Regions from separate parts of the Homo sapiens genome. Here region 1 is linked to region 2. A link is a contact called in ENCODE Hi-C or POLR2A ChIA-PET data. All regions are on one chromosome and are shown on one strand. The core of a region is the stretch at or near the end of the contact, and the rest is flanking DNA. Distances in the headings are between cores, read along the strand shown. Region 1 holds the start of LANCL1 (LanC like glutathione S-transferase 1). Region 2 holds the start of RPL37A-DT (RPL37A divergent transcript).

Region 1 (3,381 bases), core at 770-3,269, 6.0 Mb after region 2:
TCAGAAGTAAACTCCAGATAAAGACTTAAATATAAGAGGTAAAAAGCTAATAAAATAAAATGTGGGAAGTCATTGCAGTCTATGAGTAGACAAAGACATTTTGAATATGAAGCTAAATCCTCAAATCACAGTGTCACAATTAGATGGGTTTAACTTCATCGAAATGAAAGATTGTGATTCAATAAAGGATATCCTAGAAAATGTGAACAAACTAAAGAAAGTATCTACAATAACTAAAGTGAAAGGAGATTAATATACAGAATATACCCCACAAACACGGGAAAAAAAGAAACAAAACTCTTTCAAATCAACAGGAAAACAATGCAATCACTAATAGAAAAATAAATAAAGGAACAGGTAAAGCCCAATTGTCTAACAGGTATATGAAGGAAAGTTCAACACCATTAGCCACAGAAAAACTAAAAGATTAAACATCAGTGAGATTCTACATTATTCATTAGAATGGCAAACATTAGAACACTAGATAATACCAAGTGTTGGAGAGGAGATGGAAATGACAGAAACAATTGATATGTTGGAGTGAATACTCTTGGAGTGAACAATAGATACTGTTAGAGGGAATATAAACTAGTCCAGCAGTTTTGGAAAGCAATCTAACAACATTGGGGAAATTAAGTACAGAATCTCATATGATCCAGCAATTGACTGCTGGGTGTATGTCTCAGGGATACTCACACAGATTCATAAAAGCACATGTTCCAAGAATATTATTTGTAGTATGGAAGTTAGAAACAATGTCCATCATTAGGGGAAAGGATTAGTAAAATAAGATAGAGGCATACTATGAAAATATACAATTACCATCCTGCCTTGCTTAACAACAGTAATATTTAATTGCTTAAAGACTGTGAGTGGGATAAATGGATAGCCTTTAATCATTAAAGAAAAAATAATTGATAAAATGTCTCTCGTTTTCCTTTTCTCTCTTGTGAGTTGCTCCTTCAAACACCCATCTTTTAAAACATGAGAGATATCCAGCTTAAGACTCACCATGGGCCTCGGCTAAATCTTCATGAATTTGATGAGGTTAAGAAAGCAACTACATTTCCTAAGAAAGCAACTATTTTAAAAGAGCAAACCTGGGTGTGGGGAGGGATTAGGAGTAGAGTTTGGGATGGCAGCCTCAGAAGGACAAACTTAGGCCAAGGAGGGAGGGAGTTGGGGTGGAGACTGAGCTTCTCCAGTTGGAGGTCTGGAGCTAGGACTCTTCATTGAAACCGGAGAGAAGGAAAAGGAGAGAGTGAGGCTGACTTTTTAACTGAACTCCAAAATTCTCTGAGCAATAGAATGGGCCTAATATGTACCAGGTGGGATTTAATTTTAAATGAAAGAAAAATGTTTCAGATAGCAGGGACTGTTAAAACATTGAAATTGAATGTTGTGGATCTCCTGCTGTGTTGGTTTTCAGTATTTTTTAGAGCTTTGTTATCCAGTATTATAGTCCAATTTAGGCTAAGGAACAGAATAAATTTCCTAAGAGCTGTAATTTGTGTTTTCATGTGCTTTCCCCAAAGTATTATCAACTGCTATTTGATATCCTGTCCTTTGGGCATATTTTTGTTGTTGTTGTTGTTAATGATGGTGGTGCTTTTTTGTTTGTTTGTTTTAAGAAATGAAAAGAAAAGATTGGCAAGTCCCTGGAGAGACATTATCCCCCCACCCCCCGCCAAATTTTATCTATTGCGAACAGCAGAAATACCAGCATGTTCAGATCTAAAAGCAGTCTGTTTCTTCTCCAGGTTAAAAAAATATATACTTCTTATGACTCTGGACTTAAATTTGACTTTTTAAAAATAAGAAAAATTAAAGAAGGGTAGGAAATATTGGTCACATCTCCGCGTGATTCTAGGTCCTCACTTCTGCTACCCAGTAATTAAAATACCCTGCGTTATCCTTTAGAAATTACACGCCTGTGTCTTTAACAAACTGTAAGAGAGAAGGGGGCGGGTCTCGGGAACGGCGAAGGCTCTGATTGGCCCTCCTGGCAGGAACTGGGCGGTAAAATAGCCCTTCTGTTACTGTCCGGGGCTGCGGGGTGAGAGGCCAGGGCCGAGAAGGGCTTCAGGACGCGGGAGGCGCACTTGCTTCAAGTCGCGGGCGTGGGAACGGGGTTGCAAAACGGGGCCTCTTTGTCCGGGTGGGTTAAGGGCCCTGGCAGCTTTTTCGCGAAGGCGCCATGTCCTAGCAGTTGGGCCGCAGTGGGCCCGAGGTCCACTCGGACCGCCGAGACGGCTCGATGGCCCTGGAGCTGGAGGAAGGGGGATACCTGGGCGCCGCCGCCGCCCTCGCAACTCGGCCGAGGCCCCTATCTCAACCTAGTTTCTGTTTTTCCCCTGTTCTGCAGGCTTGCTTCCGGCGTCATGGCTCAAAGGGCCTTCCCGAATCCTTATGCTGATTATAACAAATCCCTGGCCGAAGGCTACTTTGATGCTGCCGGGAGGGTGAGTTTAGGATATGTCTGCCTGCATCCCTGCCTCTCCCCACGGTGTTCGGAAAGGTGCTCATTTTTGCCTGAGAGAGTTGAGCATCCCCCTTTAAAAAAATACATGATTCGACGATAAATACGTAAATTATTTAAAAATACATGTTAATATATACAAATTGAGCTCTAACATAATGTTAAATGTGTCATTGTTAACATTATTAATTGAAATAAACTCAATTATTGATAGTATAAATTTTAAAAATTGGCAAATATGTAGTTTACTATGTAATTGGCATTTTTTAATGTATTTTGGTTTGCTTCTTAAAAAGAGGTGAAGAATCCTAACGGTATTCACATGTGCCGTGTTACTCCTTTGTGATTATACACAAGTGCGTTCAGGGTAATGATGAGAGCAAACGGTGGTGTATGGTAAGGACGTCTTTAAACTGTTAGTGCTTAGAGAATTTGGGGACCTAGGAAACCTGAAGTTCTTTGTACCGGTGTCACTCCACAGGGCATATCCACAGCTGGAAAACAAAAAAAAAGAAACTTGTAAATTAAACTGGTTAGCATGTCACAAATCACTGTGCAAAAGAGAACCTGGATGTAAAATACTAGGGGCCTGTGTTTTCTCATGCCTCATTGGGTGAACATAATTGTTAAGAGGGAATACAGATATTTTTAAGAATACCTACTTTTGGCTGGGTGCAGTGGCTCACACCATTAATCCCGACACTTTGGGAAATCAAGGCAGGAGGATTGCTTAAGGCCACGAGTTTGAGACCAGCCTGTGCAACACAGCAGGACCTTATCTCTACTAAAATTTTTTTAAAAATTAGCCAGGTGTGGTGGAAAGCTTGTAGTCCCAGCTACTTGGGAGGCTGAGGCGGGAGAATTGCTGGAGCCTAGGAGATTCGAGGCTGTAGTGAGCTATG
Region 2 (3,639 bases), core at 810-3,309:
TACAAAAGTTTTACCATAAAATTCAGGAACTATACCTGAAAATCACCATCCTGTATTGTAAGTATATAAATAATTCACTTTCCTATCAGAACCAAGAAAGCACTCTAGTTCCCATTTTCCATTCTGCCCTAATAAAAACCCCCACAAGGAATATATATATATTTCAACATTTTCCACTGCTTCGGTTTAAGTTTAAATTGACTGAAACTTTAAAATCCAATTCTTTAATTACACTAGCCATATATGTGCTTAGTGTATTGGACAACACAGGTCTAGATGCTAGTTTGTAGTATAGTGTTTGTAGTATCGCCCTGTCAGGTGATACTGAGTTGCAGATTCACAAACCTGCAGCAGTCTAATACTGTTCAGAAAGACGAAACTGTGGTGGTCCTGATGGCCTCAAGTTCCAAATACAGTTTTGAACTAACTGACCCCTTCACCTATTTTTATCAAAACTTGCAGTGCAAATCAACGTTCAGTAGATTCAGCCCCACTAATGGACCTGCACAGTATCATGACAATGTTCACAACAATGTGCCCAGTGACCATCAAATTCTAAAGTAGTCTGTGAATTAGATTTCCGACTTCTATTTTGGTAGTTTTGTGTTTACTCTTTCAATAACTGAAAATAAACCACCACGGAAGAATCCTGAAAATACAAAGGCATCCTTATTCTCTCAGTCCTGAGAAAGTGTTAAAACTAGCCCATCCAGCAGCAACCTGGAATTTGGGCCTATGTGGTCCACACACTTCCAAATACCACAAGGAACTAGACTCACTTGTACGTCCAGGCACCGCCAGCCACTGTCTTCATGCAGGAACCACAGTGCCAGATCCCCACAGCTCGTCTCTTCATCTTGGTCTATAAAAGAGAACCAATTTTCACTATGAACCAAGTAAGTATTTTCTCTTACAAGCATCCAGAAGTCTAAATTTGGATTCACCTTATTGTCAGGGATGTGAAAGCCTCCCTTTCTCCCTCAAAAACAAAACAGGGATTGCTGTAATGCAGTATTTTGCACATAAACGTTCAAACCTTTATCAAACAAAAATCCCTCGCAGAACAAGTAGAATGGTATTAGATGCACAGACATCTTGGGAGTTGGTGCAGAAACATCAGTAGACAAAACTGATGGAATCATTTCCCACAAAGCAGGTTTGGCTTAGGCTGGGGGCACTCTGTCAAATGATTATTTTACCCATTAACGTTTAAGCGGTTTTCTTTAAATGAAAAACGTCTCACAAAATCTGAAGTTACCATCAACACTTTTATCTTAAAACTCATAATCAACGGTATGAGTAATTCCAACTGCCCACCAGCACACGGCTTATAAAATACCTTGAAGTCAGGCCTCACTTGGGTAAGAAACCTGCCCTCCCTCTCCTCTCACCAGAGACTTTGCCTTACTTACTTTGCCACAGAAAGAGCAAGTGTACTTGGCGTGCTGGCTGATTTCAATTTTCTTCACCATTTTCCGGAGGGAGGCCCCATAGCGGGTCCCGTATTTACCGACGATCCCGACTTTCTTGGTACGTTTGGCCTGTTTAGAGTGAAGGGAGAAACCAGTGATAGACCTGGAACCCAGGCAGGCCCTGGAGCCTCCACACACCGTTCCTCCACCTCACTGACGTGTGACCGACATGTGAATTACATATGACCTAGTTTTCCCTAAATTCAACCCAACGAAACCAGTGCCCAGGGCTGGCCGCGCGCTCCGAAGGCCCGGCGTTAACCCGGCTGGAGCGCGCCAGGCCCAGCCAAGGCGCCCCCGCCCCTCCGCCTTGGGGAGCTTCCGACAATGGTGTCTCCTGCAAAGGCATGGAGACAGGAGAGAACACGGGGTAAGGCAGGAGAGGAGATGGGTGCGGGAGAAGAAAACAAGGACAGATGCAGGCAGATAGAGTTCTAGGCCGCACAGAGACCCACACTCACCATGTCGCCGCGACCTAGGTCCGAGCCCAGAAAGGAAGAGACGCGGTGCGCAGGCGCGGTATTAGGCGGACGAGCGGAAGTGGCTGGTAGAGGCCTAGCTAGGAACTGAGCTCTATGGTTTGGGCGTTTTCAGGCGGCCTCCTGAGAAATGTTTGCAATTGTAAGGCGTCTCTCTCATCCAGGTTTACCCAGATTCGCAAACTATGGCGACAAACAACCATAGCAGAAGCATGTCCGGATTATTTCACATATATCACAAAATCCTGCAAAGGTACGAGTTCCTCCATTCGATGCACAGCACTTGGCTTGGAGAAGTGCATAAATCTTACATTTGTGGGGCCGGGCGCGGTGGCTCACGCTTGTGATTCTAACACTTTGGGAGGCGGGGTGGGTCAGGAGTTCGAGACCAGCCTGGCCAGCAGGGTGAAACCCCGTCTCTATTCCAAATCTCATTTATTTCCCCCTCTGCATTATGCTCTCTAAAAGTGGCTGACTGTGCAGGATGCTAGCGACAGTGGTGACTAAAATCCAAGGTTCCATTCCCAGAACAAGTTGCAGGCCAGCTGCAAACGATCATATAGCCACATTAAGAAGTTAGACAGTTTCAAACTGGTCAGAGTTCTGAAGGAAAGGACGATGGTTCTGCTCGCGACTAATTCAGAAGAGCCTGGTGTTTCCTGAGGAAAGTCTGAGATTGGAAGGCTGGGGAAAAGTTAACAGTCACCTTGGAGTTTTGTGTTCCAGCTGCTGCATCTCAGTGCGGATGGCCTGCCTTCCACTTCATTTCAGAACTCACTTCCATGGCCCCACACTAGGCTGTTAAGACAGCTTCCTGGTCCAGGCCTGAACCCTTAAACTCCAACATCTTACCCTTTACCCACCGTCAATTCTCTGTCCCTCCAGGTCTCTCAAAGGGGTCAGCAGGGAAGAATTGGATTTCTGGTTGAGGCCGGGGGTGGGGAGGGTGTGTTCTGGAACTAGACACATGATCTTCTTTCTTCACGTAGAACACACACACTAGGAAGTTTGGTTGCCTTTTTTCAGGGGATGGCTAATCCAGAGAATAAGAAGCTCAGAAAACTACTGGAATAAGAGTGTAAGAGAGAATCCATGATTAGAGGGCCAAGAAAGACCATGGGAGCTGAAAGGCATTGTGTGGCCCTGATTCCAATCAGAAGTCCGGTAACAAGTAGCTTCCGTTCCCAAAGCTTAATATTAACTGTCTCAAATAATTTTGCACCTGTTCACTTTTCCTCACAATTGTATTAAAGTCAACTTGCATACCTGGGCTGAGGTGGGAAGATCATTTGAGCCTGGGAGGTTGAGGCTGCAGTAAGCTGTCATCACGCCACTGCAGTCCAGCCTGGACAACAGAGTGAGACTCTGTCTCAAAAAATATATATGAATCAAATCAAATCAAAGCAACTTGCAAACAGCTATGTACTTCATATGGTTACAATTGTTGGAGGGTAACACATGGTAGGCACTGAGTATTTTATGTGGATGTTCTCATTTAATTTTCCATTATCCTTTATGATAGGAATGATTATTATCTTCATTACTAAGAAAAAGAGAGGAAGTCTCATGTAATGATTAGGAACTTAGAGGCTCTGGATTCAGTATGGGTTCAAAACAGAACTCTGCTATTTACCAGCTGTGGGACCTCTGACAAGTTATTATATACTTTTCTTTCTTTTTTCTTTTTC

What was found. Hi-C counts contacts between places; a loop is a spot of excess contacts on that map. ChIA-PET counts read pairs that join two places held with the same protein, here RNA polymerase II (POLR2A). Pooled maps may share reads with other maps.
Region 1: a map of CD4-positive, alpha-beta T cell shows a loop between it and region 2 (8-fold over the local background). The contact joins the promoter of LANCL1 here to the promoter of RPL37A-DT in region 2. A Hi-C loop is called at or near these places in 1 of 168 maps with a recorded cell type or tissue (CD4-positive, alpha-beta T cell) and 6 of 50 pooled maps. POLR2A ChIA-PET finds 5 or more read pairs at or near these places in 1 of 52 experiments (activated naive CD4-positive, alpha-beta T cell).

The regions. Positions count from the first base shown.
Region 1 is chr2:210,475,397-210,478,777 of GRCh38, reverse strand. It overlaps LANCL1 (LanC like glutathione S-transferase 1), which reads left to right and starts at 2,019. Exons shown (of 10, transcript NM_006055.3): 1 at 2,019-2,158; 2 at 2,366-2,462. The coding sequence starts at 2,382. It also overlaps a transcript of CPS1 not described here.
Region 2 is chr2:216,497,172-216,500,810 of GRCh38, reverse strand. It overlaps RPL37A-DT (RPL37A divergent transcript), which reads left to right and starts at 2,059. Exons shown (of 4, transcript NR_183317.1): 1 at 2,059-2,204. It overlaps RPL37A (ribosomal protein L37a), which reads right to left and starts at 1,967. Exons shown (of 4, transcript NM_000998.5): 1 at 1,934-1,967; 2 at 1,413-1,541; 3 at 780-862. The coding sequence starts at 1,936. RefSeq lists enhancers at 1,891-2,280, 2,461-2,550.